Regions from separate parts of the Homo sapiens genome. Here region 2 is linked to region 1. A link is a loop called in an ENCODE intact Hi-C map of the cell type or tissue named here. Cell type or tissue: mammary epithelial cell. All regions are shown on one strand. Links, peaks and the distances in the headings refer to the core of each region. The heading gives the core; the rest is flanking DNA.

What was found. Peaks named below come from ENCODE experiments on the same cell type or tissue, not always from the same donor. Only the 100,000 strongest peaks of a DNase experiment are listed, where the experiment ranks them.
Region 2: it touches region 1 in a loop (10-fold over the local background); 4 of 110 quality-filtered maps call a loop at or near these places.

The regions. Positions count from the first base shown.
Region 1 is chr6:41,087,739-41,098,270 of GRCh38, reverse strand. NFYA (nuclear transcription factor Y subunit alpha) reads right to left here. Exons shown (of 10, transcript NM_002505.5): 5 at 8,561-8,692; 6 at 7,962-8,067; 7 at 6,577-6,743; 8 at 5,186-5,359; 9 at 3,774-3,875; 10 at 1-914. The coding sequence ends at 861. It also overlaps a transcript of OARD1 not described here. Among named protein-coding and RNA genes, the nearest start is that of NFYA, 20 kb to the right of the region's middle. In mammary epithelial cell, for the core only: a CTCF peak has its summit at 5,632 (motif pointing left); no DNase peak of the experiment used is centred there; H3K27ac peaks cover 1,110 bases.
Region 2 is chr6:41,144,501-41,155,032 of GRCh38, reverse strand. TREML1 (triggering receptor expressed on myeloid cells like 1) reads left to right here and starts at 686. Exons shown (of 6, transcript NM_178174.4): 1 at 686-787; 2 at 943-1,275; 3 at 3,649-3,751; 4 at 4,126-4,214; 5 at 4,720-4,772; 6 at 5,115-5,696. The coding sequence starts at 745. The coding sequence ends at 5,429. In mammary epithelial cell, for the core only: a CTCF peak has its summit at 4,169; no DNase peak of the experiment used is centred there.

The DNA.
Region 1 (10,532 bases), core at 997-8,996:
ACAAATCTCCTCAGTGCTTCAGCAAAGAAGTTGTTGAATAGTCTTGTTCTCTACTTAGGAAAGGCAGTTTCAAGGTTTAATAACCCTCTACATTGTCTTAGAAGTAGCCACAGCAAGTACGATGGTCCAGATGACCAGTCAACAGAGGGACAAGCAGGCCACAACTTTTCAAAGCTAGAAAAAGAGATTCGGCAATGTATATTTTTAGTGCTTGAGTCTTTTATCATTCTATCCCCAGAATTAGCTTTTTCTTGGCTAGAGTCCAGAAATATCAACCTACCATCTGGGCAGAGAGGAATTCTTATTATTACCACAGATTGGAAGAATGTATCTCAGGAATTTATTGTTTCCGTATCACAAGATAGAACTTCCTTGCCTGGAAGCCATCTCTGAATACAAAGCGTCCATTCAGTTAGTCAGTGTGAGATTCCCCCACCAGAGGGATAAATGCTGTCTAGATTCCATGGGAAGGAGTGGGCTGCTGCTTTCCTGATTGCAGTTTTGGTTGAGAAGGTTGTTCTTCCCTGCTGAGATGGCTGGCTGACTTCACCAGTCAAGGTAAGTGCTTTGTGTACTGCTGGGGTGGCATGTGTCTCCTTGCATCATCCGAATCCATGAAATGTCAATGTCATCAACAGTCTGAAATAGGTCCTGACTGAAAGAGTAAGACAAAGGCTTGCAACTTCAATTTGCCAGGCATCGCTGCAATTGTAATACTGAGCCACTTATTAAAAACTAAGTGGTTTCTGTCCTGTAGTAAAGGGCAGAATGTGATCATCAATGTCCCATTGGAAGAGTTGATCAATTTCCTGGAACAGTGAGAAACATGACCTTGATCAGCTCCATCACATGGCGTGGGGTTAGGACACTCGGATGATCTGTGTCATTGCTTCTTCATCGGCTTGGTTTGGATCCTAGAGACAAAGATGACATGATGATTAAAGTCCTTTGCAAAAGCAACAGGAACTCATGGCTCTCACTACTTATCCCCCCAAGAGAATACACATAACTTTACCAAGTAAATCAAAGGCTTGTAATACATCTTAAGTCTGCATACATGGCTTAAAGTGTAGCCCCATTAGGAAAGAAGAGACAATAAACCTTATTCTTAAAATAATTTAAAGTCTGGCCTGCACTCCATGGTGAAACACTGCAGGGCTGTTAGTGTATCTCTTTCCTAAGAACCTTGTGTTGTTCTCTATACTTAAGGGTTAAGAGTATTCAGATTCAGGTGTCTAAGGAAAAGACCCAGAGAAACCATGTCATGCTGTATTTTTGTCACTGTTTTTTGATCATCATTTAAATACTGAGTACTTAGCAGGGCTAGAAAGAATCATTAGAATCTATACACTTTAATGTACTCGTTTTACAGATAAATCTGAAGGCCAGATGGGTAAAGTGATTTGCGTGGACTAGGGTCAGGGTCAGAAAGTTAGGAGTCCAGCAAGGGCTAACTCCCAAATCTCCTGACTCCCATTTCATCTTCTTTCCACTAAACTCTATATGCTGTTTCTCACTTAAGACCTACCGTGTTAACACAAGGATAAATCCTTGGAAGCTTTTTGCAACACTCCGCAAGAACCACCTTTAGTTCCCCCATACCAAGGCTCTGAAGCCTTGGTAGGCAGGATCTGAGAAAAAGCTGAAAGCCTTCTGGAGATGGAAGACTGGAACTGGGTCTTGAACAATGAGCAAAAACAACTAGCATTTACTGAACTCACCATGCACTAGGTATGGTGCTACACAGATGCCTAATGTGGATTACTGAATGAAATCCCTACAACATTGCTGTGAAGTATCAACAGTATTCCACTTTACAGATAAAAATAAAAGAGGCTGAATTGACCAAGATCATATTGTTAGCACACAGAATGAGGAGAGTTCCTGGCACAATGCCCTCCTGCCACAATAGCTGTCAGGCCCACATTCATACACCGTTATGAATGAATAGCAATGAGAAAGGAGGGGCTCTCACACTACAGGTGAGGATTAATAGCACTGAAAGAGTTGTTAGTGTTCATGTGTGGGGACACTGAGGAAACCTAGTTTGATTGTTGAGGGGGTGATAAGGCAAAGTTGCTTAGATGTTATACAGAAATAGTTTGAGATTTGATGCAGTTAAGAAATGAGAACTATTAATAGCATGCATCCTTGACCTGGGGACTGGCAGGTTAAAAAAAACACTTTAACCATGTACTGTATAAGTACTATATAAGGCCAATTAGAGGAGACTGGAGATTAATTTGATGGATATTGCAATAGTGCAAGTGGAATGTGATGTTAATATAGAATGGAGTATCAGCAAATGGGAGGAATCTATTAATTCAAGAAACACTGATTGCTTGGTTCAGAACTGGATACTAAACCCAACAAATACATCTAAGTCAGTACTTAAATACAACTTACTTAAATAGAATTAAGTCCAATAAATATAACAGAGAACGAAACAATCCTCTACCCTCTATACAACTTACAGTCTAGTGAAGGAAACAATCTTGAAAAATTCAACAACTTAAATATTATTACACTGTAAAGAAAAGGGCCAAGTGCAATGGTGTGCGCCTGTAATCCTAGCACTTTGGGAGGCCAAGGCGAGAGGATCGCTTGAGCCTAGGAGTTTGAGACCTGCCTGGGCAACAAAGTGAGACTCCATTTCTACAAAAAATTTAAAAATTAGCTGGGCATGGTGGTGCGTGGCTATAGTCCCAGCTACTCGGGAGCCTAAAGTGGGAGGATCACTTGAGCTGGGAGGTCAAGACTAAAGTGAGCCATAATCACACCACTGCCTCCAAAAAAAGAAAAGATGTTGTAAGAACATACTGAGAGAGAAGAGATCTATTCTAGATAGGGTATTTAATTAAACCCAGACCTAACAGATAGGGAGATAGACATGCATGAAAAAGATAAAGGGCATACAGACTGAAAATTCTAAGGACAAAGACCCGTGGCAGGAAGTAGACCAATGAACAGTAAACAGCAGCATAGAGACCAAGAAGTAGAAATGCAGTTAGAGGTAGACAGGAGCTGGAGCATGTAAGGCTTTGCTGGGCATAGTAGTAAGCACTTTGGATGTCAGTCTAAGTGCAAATGGGAAAGGGTAGGGGTTGAAGGAGCTTGAGCAGAACAGGGACTTGATAGGATAAACATTTTAAAAAGATCACACTAGGATGTGGAGAGTAGGCTAGAGGGGAACAAAAGTGGAAGAAGGGAAACCAAATTAAGCAGCTATTTTATAAATCTAAGCCAAAGAAGAGAGGATTAGACCAGGCTCACATCAGTTAGAAGGGAAAAAAGTAAACATTCAAATTATATTTGTGATGGGGTAATAAAACCTGTTCAATAAAAATAAAACTTGTTCCTTGAAAATTAAGAAAAGTGTGATTTTCAAGAAAGAATGAATAGTAATAAGTGACAAAGACGAAGAGCATCTCAACCCTCCAAGTAGCTGGGACTACAGGCATGCATCACCAGGCCTGGCTAGTTTTTGTATTTTTTTGTAGAGATGGAGTTTTGCCATGTTGCCCAGGCTGGTCTTGAAATCCTGGGCTTCCCACCTCAGCCTCCCAAAGTGTTGGGATTACAGGCATGAGCCACCAAGTCTGGCCTAGTGGTTTTAAGATAAAAGATAATCTAAAGAGACATAAGATTGCATCCAGTTTAGAGAATGTGAGTAGTCCCAGAGTAGGAAAATAGCAAGAGGACACTGCTGAAGGCTTCAACTCAAGTCAATACAAGGTAATAAAGAGAAGAATAAAATGTATATGTCTTCCTACCTGCATATGGGGACTATCCTTTTCCTTTGGAGAGAAAAATCGTCCACCTTCACCACGCTTCCGTGCCATGGCATGACGGTGCCGAGACTCATGCAGGTATTTCTAAAACGAGAAATAAAACCATTTAACTATTAATACTATCCAGAACCAGCACAGTTATCTAGTGCACAAATTCCATTCTCCAAAGTTTAAGACAGCTGGGATCAAAGTCACAAGGGACAATTATGACTTAGAATGACGATGGAAGCTTTGGAGAAAACACCTAGTAAGTAATATAGCTAACCATATATAACTACTGTAAGACTGTGAATGCTTATAGTATGAATTTTTTTTAAAAAAAATAACAGACTACCACCTACACTTCACAATATATACACTTTCCTCTGCTTTAATAACAGGCCAAATTTCGTTTGAGCAAATGAGTGTTCAGTAAAAAGACTTTCCTAGCATTAAAGTTTATTATTATTATTTTCTAGAAACAGGGTTTCACTCTGACACCCTTGCTGTTGGACTGCAGTGGCATGATCATGAATCACTGCAGCCTTGAATTCCTCGGCTCATGTGATCCTCCTGCCTCTGCCTTCCAAGTAGGACTACAGGCATTTGCCACCACACCAGGCTGGACTTTCCTAGCCTTATCTGCATGTTAGGTGTGATCAGGTAACTAAATTCCGGCTAGTGGAAGGTACACAACTTCTTCAAAGTTTCCTTGAAAGAAAGGGTACCTGGCCGGGTATGGTGGCTCACGCCTATAATCCCGGCACTTTGGGAGGCCCAGGCAGGTGGATCACCTGAGGTCAGGAGTTCGAGACCAGCCTGGCCAACATGGTGAAACCCCGTCTCTACTAAAAACACAAAAATAAGCTGGGCGTGGTGGCGCACACCTGTAATCCCAGCTACTCAGGAGGCTGAGGCAGGAGAATCACTTGAACATGGAAGGTGCAGGTTGCAGTGAGCTGAGATTGTGCCACTGCACTCCGGCCTGGATGACAGAGCAAGACTGAGTCTCAGGAAAAAAAAAAAAAAGAAAGGGTACCTTTCTTGTTCCCTTTCTTCCTAGGCTGGAGCCTAAGCAGGAATCTTGGACCATGAACAGCACACTAGCAATATTAAAGCAGTGAAACAGGTCTTGAGAACTGTGAAAATGTGCTACCAGTCCAGGATAATTTATCTCTGGACTACTTTTATGTATGAAAAGGAATAACATCTTATTTAAGCCACTGTTTGTTTTCGTTATTATAACTGCAGCTGCATATTAGTAATAACAAATGCTAACTCTTACAAAAGAGACAACAAGTATCTAACGTCAATTGTTTGGAAGGTACGTGAGAAAACAAGCCATATAAAAGATAATTTCAAAAGTAGAACCCTGCTATTCTCCTTTCCTATATCCTTCCCAATGTTATACATACCCTTCTCTCCTTTGGAATTTTCCCTTCTGCCTCTAGTTTAGCTCGGGCTTGCCTCCTCTTAAGAATACGGTGGTATTGTTTGGCATTCACGTAGAGAGGCTCTTCTTCAAGCATCTCTGCTCCAGGTAGAGGGATTCTTTGGATAGCAGGCACAGAGCCAGCCCCAGGAACCATCTGTGTGAACAGGAAACCAGAGCTTATTGGTGGCATGAAGTATGGACATAGAAACAGTTTCTTGGTTCCTCTTCATCCATTTTTTTTGTAAATGCCACAAAAAGTAATTTTTATAGGGTACTTGGGTAAATGCGGATCCCTGGAGAAATTTATACTAAAGATCTGCACTTTAAACAAACACCCCAGATGACTGTGTCATAGGAGATTCAGGTGCCACTCTGAGAAACTATATAACCATGCCCTAATTCATGTCCACCCATGGCTCTAGATATTTCTGCTGCCATCTAATGGTCAGGAACAGTAGTCATAAGACAAAAAAACAGCACAAAAATAGATAGACCAAGTGCTACTAAATGCCTATATTTATAAAAATAATAGTTAACTTATAATTCAATCCTAATTTTTCTTAAAAAACACCAAAACACTGTACTAAATGTAGGTAAAAACAAGTAACAGAGTCCTGTACCCCACAGCTCTTTCCCAAATACAACCGCTTTGAATAACTGTATTGAATCTTTTATAAAAATTATTTATTTTTCATTCAATTCGTAGAAACGAGGTCTCTCTACATTGCCCAGGCTGAGCTCAAACTCCTGGACTTAAGCCATCCTCCTGGATTAGCCTCCCAAGTAGCTAGGACTACAGGTGCATGCCACTGAGCCAGGGTTGGTTCTGTTTCTTTTCATAGCTTCCTCCACCTCTGTGCAGACTTCTGTTACTCATTCTTAATTTATGCATTTTAACATCCTATTTTGACATATGAGGATTTAGCTTTCAGTTACACCACCCAAATCTTCCTATCTTCCCAATACATTTACATGACACTTTTTTTTTGGTTTCTCTATCAATTACAATCTTTCTAATTTTTAGCTTATTTCTTATTTTGTCCATCATGGGCAATACTACTTTCCACTTCTCAAAGATTAGTATATAATTCCCTTCGTTATTTGAATTCTGAAAAGAATTCCATAAAATCACTATTTATCCATTGCTTTATCTCCAGCATCTAGAATAGTCCCTGGTGAATAGTCCCTGGCACATAGTAGGTGCTCAGAATGAATTATGGTTTGTCATAATGTTATTGTCAAAGTAGATTACCGACAGTGCCTTAAGGATCGATCTCAATCCCAAGAGGTCAACATAATAAATTTTAGGAGGCATCAAGTTGCATGTTCAAGAAAATTTCAAAGACAAAGCTGAAAAATACATTTTCTTACCATGACCATCCCTCCTGAATTGACCACATTGCCTGCCACTGGTAGTGTCACAGTGACAGTCCCTTGCCCACTGCTGGTTGTGTTGGTATTGGCTCCTGTTTGAACAATCTGTGCTCCTGCCAAACTGGCTGCTGGGATAGTGATCATGCCTGAAACAGGGACTGTAACTTTAAGAAAACAAAACATAAAACAAACAAAAAACAGGCACACAGAACAGAAAGAAGGGAACATAGTTAGTCCCTCTTCTATCTGGTATACACTCACCGATCCTGGCAAAACACACTGAAAAACACAAGGGGAGAAAAAGTACTCTCCCACTGTGGTGTGCTATATATAATCTAAGTAATCACAATCTTTGAAATTCTATTAACTGTCTAGGTCCCAGTTTTGAGTAACTCTATCCTTAGCAGTTTTCAAAAGGTGAAAAGGTTTGGAGGCCTCCTCTTCTACAGGTCAGTCTGACTACAGCTATACCTACTGCTCTTGTACATAATGAGCAATCTGCTTCAGGACAGAGATTTTAAAACTTATACTTTGTTTATCTCAAACTGACAATGAGTCAGTTGTAGTATTAAAACTTAAAATTAAACCAAGCATTCCAAGTCCCCAGACTATCAATAGCAGCACTTGAGGATTTGTTCACCATTCTGTTTGAGCTCTTGCCTGGGCTCAATCCAGTTCAGGGCCTCCCTGGAGTAATACAAGAGCACACAGTTAGTGCACTCTCTGGATCCTGTATATTGCAAATTTGCAATCACAAAGTCATGGAATCTAACAAAGATGTCCTTTTTTGATTTAACTATTTGACTAACAGGTGCTTCCAAAAGCCTTCAAGTTCAGTTTCTGCACTCCTCCTCCCAGACCAAACATCTATTATTTATGTTATCTATTCCTAGAACATACTTCCATGAGGGCCCTGCATTGTATTTATTTGTTCACGTCTTTCTTACTAGACTAGAGGCTCTTTGAGGACCCTTCTTAGTAAAAGTGCTGTATACATAATAGTCATTTAAAGTAATGGAATGACCCAGAAAAAAACATAAGCAGCAATAGCACTCTAAAGCCAACTTGATTTTTGATCTATTTCTCTCTTTACCAATGAACTCCCTATTTCTATTCTTCTGTTTAGAAACACTTCTTCCCTAAAAGCTTACACAATCCCTAGATTAGCAACCACTATAGAAACTGCTACACATGGAATCACTGTTGGTCACAGATGGTGACAAGAAACCAACAATCAATGGAGAGCTAGAGGAAATCTTTTTTTTTTTTGTCCAAAAAATATGTAGTGTCAAGTTCACCACTCAAATTCTAAAGATGTCAGTTGTCTAAGGGACAAAAAAGTTGCCCCAAAAAGTCCTAGGGAAGCTTATGGGTACACTTACCTTGCTGGAGAATGGTGCCATCTGCATTAACTGGTTGATAGACGATGGTCTGCCCTTCAGCAGTCTGTGCCACTTGCTGTCCCTGGACAGCAATCTGCTGCTGTGTCTGGAGGAAATAAGTAATGACACAATTCAACAGATCCCAAAGATACTAACAAAGAACGATGTAGTCCTTAAAAAAAAAAATTATTTTTTTGAGACAGAGTCTCACTCTGTCGCCAGGCTGGAGTGCAGTGCAGTGGCGCAATCTCAGCTCACTGCAACCTCCGCCTCCTGGGTTCAAGCGATTCTCTGCCTCAGCCTCCCGAGTAGCTGGGATTACAGGCATGCGCCACCATGCCCACCTAATTTTTGTATTTTGACGGGGCTTCACCATGTTGGCCAGGATGTTCTTGATCTCTTGACCTTGTGATCAGCTTGCCTCGGCCTCTCAAAGTGCTGGGATTACAGGCATGAGCCACCGCGCCCGGCCAAAAATATATTTTTTTATGGTTTTCATCCCCTTTTCTACTATACATGCTATACATGAAATATCTGACTCAGTTATCTGACTCTTCCAAATCAGTTTTGCTCCTGTGTGACAGAGCTAGTGGAATTACCTGAGTCTGGCCAGCAGTGACAGCCGTCTGGGGCTGCTGGATGATGATCTGCTGGGTCTGGCCCTGCTGGCCCTGCACCTGCACAGCCTGTCCACCCTGGATCTGGATCTGTCCAGGTGGGACCAACTGTATCTGCAGAAAAGAACATAAAAAAAGGATTGTACTCTACTGACACTGGTCTCCTTTGGTCCCCGAGAGTTATCCACATTTCTCTAGAAAGCAGAAAATGTTCTGAAGAGGAAAAAAGAAGTCCTGCTCTGCCCTCCATTATGAAGTAGACACAACTTATTTTCCATTTATGAAACAAATAGGGAATTTCGACACTGTCTGGATACCTGATATTAACAAATCAATGTCGGTTTTTATGAAAGATAGCAGTGGTATGATTATATATATTGAAAAGCATGCATATTTAAAATACACTCTGGGCTGGGTGTGGTGGCTCACGCCTGTAATCCTTGCACTTTGGAAGGCCGAGGTGGGTGGATCACTTGAGGTCAGGAGTTCGAGACCAGCCTGGCCAACATGATGAAACCCTGTCTCTACTAAAAATACAAAGATTAGCCGGGCATGGTGGTGCATGCCTGTAATCCCAGCTACTTGGGAGACTGAGGCCGGAAAATCACTTGAACCGGAGGCGGAGGTTGCAGTGAGCCGAGATCACGCCACTGCACTCCAGCCTGGGCGACAGAGCGAGATTCCGTCTCAAAAAAATAAAAAAATAAAATACACTCTAAAGTGCTTTATTATTATTTTTTAATCTTGCCATTTTGGTGAATGATGAAGTACTTTTTTACAGAGGAAATACTATATATATTAAAAATGCTGAAAGCCGGGTACAATGGCTTATGCCCATAATCCCAGCACTTCAGGAGGCTGAGGCGAGCAGATTAGGTCAGGAGTTCGAGACCAGCCTGGGCAACATGGCAAAACCCTGTATCTACTGAAAAATACAAAAATTATCCAGGCATGGTAGGACATGCCTGTGGTCCCAGCTACTTGGGGAACTGAGGTGGGAGGATCATTTGAGCCTGGGAGGCAGAGGTTGCAGTGAGCCAAGATCCGCACCACTGCATTCCAGCCTAGGCAACAGAGCGAGTAACTGTCTCAAAAAAACAAACAAAGAAAAAACCCAAAATGTATTCTACTCTAGTCAAATGTGACTGCAGCCCAGGACAACACCTTGATAAGGGCCTTGAGAGGACCTTGAAAGAATCCAACACAGCTGTGTCAGGATTCCTAACTCACAGAAACTATAAAATAAATTTTTTTTTTTTTTTTTTTTTTGGAGACGGAGTGTCGCTCTGTGGCTCAGGCTGGAGTGCAGTGGTGTGATCTTGGCTCACTGCAAGCTCCGCCTCCTGGGTTCATGCCATTCTCCTGCCTCAGCCTCCCGAGTAGCTGGGACTACAGGCGTCCGCCATCACGCCTGGCTTAATTTTTTTTTTGTCTTTTTAGTAGAGACGGGGTTTCACTGTGTTAACCAGGATGGTCTCGATCTCCTGACCTTGTGATCCACCCGCCTCGGCCACCCAAAGTGCTGGGATTACAGGTGTGGGCCACCGCACCGGCCAAATGTTTGTTGTTTTAAGCTGCTAACTTCTAGGATAATTTGTTATATGGTAATAGATAATTAAGGCAATGTGACAGATTATATTCCTCCTATTAGTTTCCAATTACCAATACTCACTACTGTCATTAATGTTTGTCAAATTTTTGTTGATTTAATTTGTATCTCCTATTTGGTCCTAGGATTGGATAGCTAAACCTTATAAAGCAATTATGGAAAGCAAGGGATCGTGTGCTATCCAAATCTATCTTCTTTCTTTTTTTTAATGGCTATAGCCACTTTATTAGGAGTGTTATCAGAAACCTGACAAGAAGCTTGAAAAATATTTCTCTAAATTTTGGAACTAAAAAACTGCAATACAACCCTTTAAATGTTGGGTGTACAAAATCCTATTTTCATATA
Region 2 (10,532 bases), core at 980-8,979, 57 kb before region 1:
AAGGCAGAACAAAAGAGACAAAAAGATGGAAAATGAGATAGAAAAGATATGAAAATGAGATGAACACACGACATTCAATAACCAACTAGTTAAGGAATTGCAGAAAAATGGAAGGGGAGAAGAAAATGGACATGTAATTATCAAAGTAAGAATTTGTTTCCCAGAACTGAAGAATGTGGATCCAGATGGAAGGGTTCTATAGTGTCCAGGACAATAAATGAAGAAAGACCCAGTCCAGGGCACAGGATCAAGGTGAAACTTCCTGTTTGAGGTTGTACTGCATACAACCTCCTAAAAGCTTGGGTGGTCGTGGGGCACTCCCAAAGAATTGAGAGCAAGAATGGCATTGAGTGAGGTGCAGGGCACTCTACCTTCCTCCTTCATAGCTGTGCACCCTCAGATTCTGTATTAGGAAGATCCTGAAGATCATCTTTCCTCTTCCTCTCCTGTCCTCCAATTGTCACAATCCTCCCATCTCACCCCTTAGCCGGGCCCCAGCCCCTGCAGGCTTCTAGCTTTCTTCGGGTCTTCTCATCCTGTCTTGCCCACCCTTACCCTCAGGGCAGTTCCTGAGCACTGAGCCAACCAGGGCTTGGAAGAACTCCCTTTCCCCACCCCTGGAGGTGCCCATCATTTCCTTTCTCCCACCCCAAGTGACTTTCTGAGGCAGATGTTTCCTGCCCTCAGGCGAATGCTGCATCAGTGCCCAGGCAAGCCCAGGAGTTGACATTTCTCTGCCCAGCCATGGGCCTCACCCTGCTCTTGCTGCTGCTCCTGGGACTAGAAGGTAAGGTTCAGGAGGAGCTGCAGCTCTGGGCCCCATATGCTCAGCCCCATGTCCAGGAGTAACGTGTTATTGTGAATGCCACACCCATACCAGCAGCTGGGCTGGGAGATGCTCCCAGCTCCTGCCCAAAATTCCCACCTCCTTTCCTTCCCCAGGTCAGGGCATAGTTGGCAGCCTCCCTGAGGTGCTGCAGGCACCCGTGGGAAGCTCCATTCTGGTGCAGTGCCACTACAGGCTCCAGGATGTCAAAGCTCAGAAGGTGTGGTGCCGGTTCTTGCCGGAGGGGTGCCAGCCCCTGGTGTCCTCAGCTGTGGATCGCAGAGCTCCAGCGGGCAGGCGTACGTTTCTCACAGACCTGGGTGGGGGCCTGCTGCAGGTGGAAATGGTTACCCTGCAGGAAGAGGATGCTGGCGAGTATGGCTGCATGGTGGATGGGGCCAGGGGGCCCCAGATTTTGCACAGAGTCTCTCTGAACATACTGCCCCCAGGTGAGTTATCCTAGGCCAGCTACCACCCCTTAGACCTACCCTCCCCACCCCCGCCTATTGCCAGGGCTCATGGGTTCTTGAGGAGTGGGGGCCCCTGGGGAGGAGGCATTCCAAGGAGATATCCTCTTGACAGCTCTGCAGGGAGCGGAAACCAAACTGGGTGGGAAGTCTGAGATAAATCAGCTGAAAACCATCCCTTTCCCCCTTCCACACTACTGCGCTTCCCCACAGGAAGGCATGTCCTTCCCACTCCAGGGACTTGGCCTCTTCTTCCAGCATTTTCAACATACTTGATGCTAACTTATTTTTTAATTAGAAATATTTTAAACAATGTTGAATCTGAGTGTATAAAACCAGAATTAATTTTTGTAGCTTCCAGTGTTTTATTCCTGTAATAGCGGGCTTGATGGCTTAAGAATTATGGAATTCATACCTTAATTAATTTTATAAGTCTTCACAGGCCATCTAGTATGTCTCACCTACAAGTAGGTACATTCAGTGCCTGAACAACTTCAACTCCTTTCGTTTTAAAAATGGAAAAATGTCATTAATATTTTAAGCCAATATTCTTGACCCTATTTTCAGTATTAAAGACACTGTTTTTGCAGGTTTCATTCCCACAGCCCATAACTTTTCTAGTATATAAGCATTTGTTAAAAGAAAATTTTAAAATATTAAAAACTTGGGTTTTTTTTTTTAAGAAAGATAGGATGTTCTAAAAATAAAAAATGGTCAGCTACCTGAAGCACAGACAGCCACTCCTTTTCTTTTATGGATACTGGCCATTTTTTCACCTTTAGGTCTTCCTTTTCTCATATTTTATGCCCAACCCCCAAATAATAAAATTAAGTAGAGCATTTTCCCTTCCCTTGTTTTTTGTTTTGTTTGAGACAGGGTCTCACTCTGTTGCTCAAGCTGGAGTGCAGTGGCACTATCGGCTCACTGCAACCTTGGCCTCTCGGGTTCAAGTGATTCTTGTGTCTCAGCCTCCCAAGTAACTGGGACTACAGGTGCCCACCACCATGCCCAGCTAATTTTTGTATTTTTAGTAGAGACGGGGTTTTATCATGTTGGCCAGGCTGGTCTTGAACTCCTGACCTCAAGTGATCTGCCCGCCTTGGCCTCCCAAAGTGCTGGGATTGCAGGTATAAGCCACCACCCCTGGCCCCTTCCCTTGTTTTTTTTCCCTCTAAATAAGAGGGTAGACTATGTTGTCATTAGAATCCTTCTCATCTCAAGCCTGTGGTTATTGTTTTATATTATAAATATATTGTTAATCCTTGTCATCCTTTGCCCTCCTCATTCCTTGACACTTTGAGTTACTAAATTCAGGTTCTAACTCACTAAAAGGCAAATTGTGACAAGATGAGACTCCCTGGGAGGAGCGTCAGGGAGGCAGGGACCTGGGCCCCTGACCTGCTGCCATGGGGCAGGTGCTGTGGAGGATGATGTTCAGGCAGGCAGGTGGCGCGTAGCATCCAGAGATGATGTGGCTTGCGGCTCAGGTGAGCATTTAGCTTCAGAGAAGGTGGTCAAAGGCAGCCTAATAGGCACCAGGAGGGCAGGACATGTGCCACAGCAACCCCAGTTCCTGGTGTGGCATAGGATGGGGAGTAGGAATGGTGAATCTCTCAAGAACAAGGCAAGGCCCCATTCCAGTCGGTCTGAAAGGACTGGCCAGGTTCCTAAGACAAGTCTCCAGGCCCAGAGAAACCAACCCCAAGTCCTGCAGCCAGAAGTCAAGCACATCATATGGGTGACAGAAGCCTTGTCCTCAAACTGAGTCTCAGGATCCCAGCAAGGCTCTCAGCAAGGGTCAGTTGGTTTGTGTTGCATCACATGAGGGCCCACCCAGATTTTCTTCAGTCCTGAGGGCAGAGCTTGGGCTAGGGTTGCAGGGTCACAGGTATGTGAGGAAGCCCCATTTAAGACCCATGAGATCCAGGAGCTATGTCACCATTGAGGATGAGAACTGCAGAAACCTATTCGGGTGGGAAGGAGAGGTGGGTACAGATCATCCAGTAGGTGTTTTTACACAGACTTAACAGCTTGATAAGGCCAGAGGGGTGAGGGGTAGAGCAGGTAAAAGGGAAGAAATGCAGCAGGAAGATGGGGGGAGCTGGTGGTAGAGGGAAAAGTGGGTGTAGTCACAACCAGGTAAAGACATAAAGAGCCAGTGCCATTTCCTGATCTGTGGAGTGACAGGCCCCTAAAGAACATCCCAGCCTCCCCTTTCTGTGTTTCTTCCTGGGGTCCTCTCCTTCCTTGGCTCCACTCCTCCAGTCCCTCAGACCTCAACAGGATATTGAAGCCTGCCCATATGGGCATGCACTCATTAAATGTTTCCTTCTGACTCCATTCCTGGCCTGACAGAGGAAGAAGAAGAGACCCATAAGATTGGCAGTCTGGCTGAGAACGCATTCTCAGACCCTGCAGGCAGTGCCAACCCTTTGGAACCCAGCCAGGATGAGAAGAGGTACTGACAGGATTGGATTTGGGAGGCCAGGAGAAGGGTGGTGGTGGAGACAATGACTTGTTTAGAGCTCCAAACTAAATCGAAGGGGAAAACCTATGATTCTTCCCACCTCTGGGGAACTTCTGGACAGACAGACAGACAGATACATACTTCTCTGTCCTGGGTCAGCAATGGTGCCTTCATGCTGGTGATTCTTCAGCCAGGATACCTTAATGAGTCCCTCTTCTGCCCTACCTCAGTCAGCTCCCCTCATTCTATTTCATCTCCCTCTCCCAATCAAGAATGTAACCCTTCTGTCACTGCTCCAGGGCTCCTGGCCAGCAGCTCCCCACAGGCTTCAGGTCTAAGCCTGCCTATCCCTTTCTGTTCCTCAGCATCCCCTTGATCTGGGGTGCTGTGCTCCTGGTAGGTCTGCTGGTGGCAGCGGTGGTGCTGTTTGCTGTGATGGCCAAGAGGAAACAAGGTAGGTGGCTATCTTCCTATCTCAGCCTGGCCCTACCATTCCAGTATCAACCAGTTGTGCAGATGAGGCCAGGAGTCTAGGTCCAATCCCCCTACAAATGGATTTGCCTGGGCTTAAGTCTCAAGGCCCCCATATCCTAGAATTCCCAGGGCTGAGGGATGGAGGGGAGGGAAGGAGATTCAATGGGAGCAGTCTGCAGAAAGACAGGAATTAGAAAGGGTAGGGCAATGCAATGGGAGGAAAGGCATTGGAGAAGGTGGGGAAAGGGTCTCGGGAGGTAGGCTGAGCGCTGAGGTGGGTTGAAGGGAGCTCTGGAAGCAGTAAGTGGGTGGGGAGATTTACGGCAGGCTGGGGAGATGGAAGGGGTAAAGGTTTGGTGGTGGGAGTGGGGAAGGTGAGTCTGCAGTAGTGAAGAGGTTTCAGAGGCTTCTGAAGGAAGGGAGTGAGGGAAGGGCTCTGAGCCAGCCCCGGAAGCAGACTATGCTGCTGTTGTCTGTCCTGCCAGGGAACAGGCTTGGTGTCTGTGGCCGATTCCTGAGCAGCAGAGTTTCAGGCATGGTAAGAGGCCTCTGCAGGCCCACAGCCAAATTCCCCAGACTTTCCATTCATCTCACTCACTGAGAGGTCCTAGGATGATGGGGTGGAGAAAGGACTGGGACCTAGTTGGGGTCCAAACCCTCTTCCTAAATGCTGTAAACTTGACACTAATGGTCTCCCTTGGCATCCCACCCTCCCAGATTTGGGGAGAAACTTGGGGCTTGAAAATCTTCACAATGAAGCCCTCTTGCCCACTGATATACTCAGGATTCAAGAGATAGATCTAGTGTGGTCCTGGGCTTCCCACCAAAGGGAGTTCTGGGGCAGAGGGAGGCATTCCTGACTTGCCTGCTTTTGTTACAGAATCCCTCCTCAGTGGTCCACCACGTCAGTGACTCTGGACCGGCTGCTGAATTGCCTTTGGATGTACCACACATTAGGCTTGACTCACCACCTTCATTTGACAATACCACCTACACCAGCCTACCTCTTGATTCCCCATCAGGAAAACCTTCACTCCCAGCTCCATCCTCATTGCCCCCTCTACCTCCTAAGGTCCTGGTCTGCTCCAAGCCTGTGACATATGCCACAGTAATCTTCCCGGGAGGGAACAAGGGTGGAGGGACCTCGTGTGGGCCAGCCCAGAATCCACCTAACAATCAGACTCCATCCAGCTAAGCTGCTCATCACACTTTAAACTCATGAGGACCATCCCTAGGGGTTCTGTGCATCCATCCAGCCAGCTCATGCCCTAGGATCCTTAGGATATCTGAGCAACCAGGGACTTTAAGATCTAATCCAATGTCCTAACTTTACTAGGGAAAGTGACGCTCAGACATGACTGAGATGTCTTGGGGAAGACCTCCCTGCACCCAACTCCCCCACTGGTTCTTCTACCATTACACACTGGGCTAAATAAACCCTAATAATGATGTGCAAACTCTTAATGGCTGAATGGGAAAGGAAACTGCCCAAGTTTGACTAATTGCTTGGCCTGTGAATGGAAAAGACTCTGGTCTAAATTTTGTGCTGTATGATCTCCTGTCTCTCGTCAGTGGGGAAATGGCTTCCTTCCCTGGTCAGAACACTACAATGCAGTTTGATTCAAGGGACGCTGAAAAGTCTTCTTCAGAAGTATTTTTTGCTTATCTCATGATGCCTCCAAGTATAGATTCATTTGCTTGAGTCAAGGAAGCTCTTCTCCTTTCTGCTCTGCACCTTGTGAATATGTGACATGATGCGAAAGCATATGATAGGGCGGGGGTGGTGTTAGATTAATGATAAGTTAAAAGAGACCCAGGACAAATGGTGTGTTAGAAATGGCACTGGAAAGAAATAGGAATAAGGACAGAAATGGAAATAGACACCAAGTCTGTTCCCTGGCAGGACAAAGGATTTTCAAGCACCAGAAGACCTTTACAGACATCAGTCTTATCAGAGCTGGCTGTCTCTTAACTAGGTGGTCATCTGGTAGCACTGTTTCCTTTGGTCTAAACTCTGGAGCCCGGGAAGGGCCCCATGGAGAAATGAACTGAGGGGAGGGAAAAGGGAATGGTAAGGGAATGGCCATGGTCAAGTATAAATGAAAGCTAGTCCAGGCTAGGGCTGAAAGAGCCTTTAAGGACTTGCCAGAATTTCTTCTGAAACTGTTCAATTTGAAAATATAGTCATTCCTCCATACCCATGGGTTCTGTATCCACAGATTTAAGCAAGCGTGGATCAAAAATATTAGAAAAAAAGAAACATTAGATATTTCTTTAAATATTAGAAAAAAATGGTTATGTCTGTACTTAACATGTACAGAGTTTTTCCTTGTCATTATTCCCTATACAATACAGTATAACAACTATATAACATTTATATTGTATTAGGTATTTTAAGTAATCTAGAGATGATTTAAAGTGTATGAGGAGATGTGTGGTTATATGCAAATACTACACCATTTTATAAAAGGGACTTGAGCATCCATGGATTTTGTTATCTACAGGGGGTTCTAGAACTAATACTCCACAGATACTGAGGGATGTATGTATTTGCCCATATTGGGATGAAATGCTCAGTAACCCAGTCTTGTTACAATCACAAATAGCTAGGCATAAAGAGGTTTTCACCATCTGGAGGGGCCCTAAGCTTAGCCTAAGCACCTCAGGAAGAAGGACAAGCGGTGTGCCCTGGGCTCCAATTTGCCCACCAATCAACTAATGACTAGGGACTGCCTGCTGGGGAGTGGAGAGGTGGCAGAAAAAAGGGCAGAATAAAGACTAAAAAGAACCCTCTGGAAAAACTCACCATGGTCTAAATATATTTAGAGCTTTTTAGAACATGACAGAAGTAAAAAGTGTATTTTTACTTTTGAGTACAAAGGAAAATACTAAGAAAGATAACAATCAATTGAGTGGTGAGGAAGAGGAAATACAAAAATCCCATCATTGATCATGATAGGAAGTCTACGAATACCAACCAAAGTCATAGTTGTAAAAGTAACTTCTAAGATGAAAATACTGCCATTCAAAATTTTAGAGTAAGAAACACATGCAATATAAAGCAAAGCAAATGCAGGCAACATGGTGAGATGACCTCCTTATATCAGAACCTTTGGAATTCAGTTAAAGAAGTGCTCAGAGGAAAATTCACACTCTTAACACTTAAGCATCTTACTCAGTTAATTTTAAAAGAGAAAGACAATATAATACATAAAAGAACGGATTCTTTAAAATAAAATGAAATTAAAGAGACACTGTTAGGCAACTTAAGAAGAGTGAAATAAAAAATGACAAAGGAGAAATAACACAAAGACAATGAAAAAAATAATGAGAGTATTTTGTGCCAAAGCTGGGAGTACTGATGGAATGGGAATGATGACAAAGGGACCTGAAATAACTTTTTTGGTTGAAATGTTCTCTATCATGATTGTGCTAGTGATTACATAGGTATCTATATTTGTCAAAAACCTATCACTAAAACGGGTGCATTTCCCTATATGTAAATACTATTTTGATAAAGTTGGCCTAAAAAATAGTTGAAAGACTGTTGAGGAATAGTTAAAATAATTTTAGAGAGAAAAGAGCCCTTTAAAGAATGAACCAAACTCAGAAGCCATAAAAGAACTCACACATTAAAACTGATACATGGCAGAGTAAGAACCTCTGAAAATTCTCTCCTCCAAAAAGCAACAAGGCCGGGCATGGTGGCTCACACCTGTAATCCCAGCACTTTGGGAGGCTGGGGCAGGTGGATCACCTGAGGTCAGGAGTTCGAGACCAGCCTGGCCAATATGGTGAAATCCCATCTCTACTAAAAATACAAAAATTAGCCAGGTGTGGTGGTACATGCCTGTAATCCCAGCTATTCAGGAGGCTGAGGCAGGAGAATTGCTTGAACCCGGGCAGTGGAGGTTGCAGTGAGCCGAGATTGTGCCACTGCACTCCAGCCTGGGTGACAGAGCAAGACTCTCTCTCAAAAAGAAAAGAAAAAAGAAAAAAGCAACAAGAAACAAGAAAACTGGCAAATATATTCAGAATCAACTTTTTCAGAACTCTGGAAATTAACCAAAGACTTGCATCAATAGAGGGAATGTTTACTTAAGAAAAATGTCTTTCTCCCCATCTATCCGATTTAAAAGAGAACTTCATAGAGTAACAATTATAAATCTAAAGTTAAAATTATCTGTTTAACACAACAGAAGGTAGTTGATGAAGAGAGGAAAAAAGACATAAGACAAATAGAAAACAAATAAAATGGCAGGCATACATCTAACTTTATAGTAATTACATTAAGTGTAAATGGATGAAACAGAATTAAAAGGCAGAAATTGGCAGAATGGATTAAAAACACATGATCCAACTATATGCTGCCTATAGGAGAAAAACTTCAGATTAAAAAACACAAGTTGGTTGAAAGTGAAAGAATGTAAAAACATATACCATGAAAACTAGCTAAAGAGAGCTGGAATGACTATACAAATATCAGGCAAAATAGAGTTAAGACTAAAATTGTCACTAGAGACAAAAAGGATATCTTATAATGATAAGAAGGTCAATCCATCAAGAAGATACTACAATTATAAATATATATGCACCTAACTATAGGGTTTCAAAAAATGTGAGGCAAAAACTGACAGAATTAAATGAAGAAATAGAAAATTAAACCATAATAGTTGGAGACTTCAAAATCTCACTTTCAAAAATGGATAGAACAAGTAGACAGAAAATCAGCAAGGAAACAGTAGACATAAACAACTCAATAAATCAACTAGACCTAACAGACATTTATAAAACACTCCACCCAACAGCAGTAGAATACATATTCCTCTCATGTGTACATGCAGAATTCTCTAGGATACACTATATATTAGACCATAAACAAGTATCCATAAATTTAAAAGGATTGAAATTAGACAAAAATATGTTCTTTTACCATAATGGAATAAAATTAGAAATTAGTAACAGGGGTAAATTTTGGAAATGCATAAATATGTAGAAATTAAACAACATACTTCTAAATGACAGCTGTGTTAACGAAGAAATTACAAGGGAAATTAGAAACACTTTGAGATAAATAAAAATATAAACACAATATACCAAAATTTATGGGATGCAGCAAAATCAGTGCTTAGAATGAAACTTATAGCTTTAATCACTTACATTAAAGAAGATCTCAAAGCAGCAACCTAATCTTTTACCTGAAGCAACTAGACAGAAGAGCAAGCTAAAATCAAAGCAAGCAGAAGGAAGAAAGTAATAAAAATTAGAACAGAAATGAATGAAATGAAATAGAGAACAGAAAAATAATAGAGAAAAATCAACAACACCAAGAGTTGGTTCTTTGAAAAGATCAACAAAATCGATAAACCTTTTTTTAGCTAGACTAGCCAAGAAAAAAAAAAAAAGACTCAAATCAGTAAAATAAAGAATGAAATTGGAGGGAGAACTACTGGCATTAAGAAATCAAAAAGGATTATAAAGGAATACTATGAGCAATTGTATATCAACAAATTAAGATAACCTAGGTGAAATGAACAAATTCCTAGAAAGACACAAATTACTGAAATGGACTCAAGAAGAAATAAAAAATTGATCTATAGCAAGTAAAGAGGTTAAATTAGTAATTAAAAAAACTCACAACGAGAAGCCCAGGCCCAGATGGCTTCACTGGTGAATGCTACCAAATATTGAAAGAATTTTAAAACCTACCCTTTACAAATTCTTCTAAAAAACAAATGAGAAGGGAATTCTTCCTAACTCATTCTATGAGGCTAGTGTTACCTTAATCCAAAAAACAGACAAAGAAATCACAAGAAAACAAAAACAAAAACAAAAACACTACAGACCAACATCCTTTATCAATGGAGATGTAAAAATCTTCAACAAAATACTATCAAATATAATATAGTAACAAATAAAAAGTATTATACACCATGACAAAGTGGGATTTATCCCAGGAATGCAAAGTTGATTTCACATATAAAAATCAGTCAATATGATATTATACCATATTAATAGAACAAAGGACAAAAACCACATGGTCACCTCAACAGATGCCAAAAAAGCATTTGACAAAATCTGACACCATATCATGTCAAAAATACTCAACAAACTAGGAATAGAAGGGAATTTCCTCAAGATGATAAAGGCCATCTATCAAAAGCATACAGCACACTTAAAAGGTGAAAGACTGAAATCTTTCCCCCCAAGATTGGGAACAAGACAGGAATATTCACTCTTCACCACGTTTATTCAACATTGTACTAAAGGTTCTAAGAAAGAGAAATTAGGGAGGAAA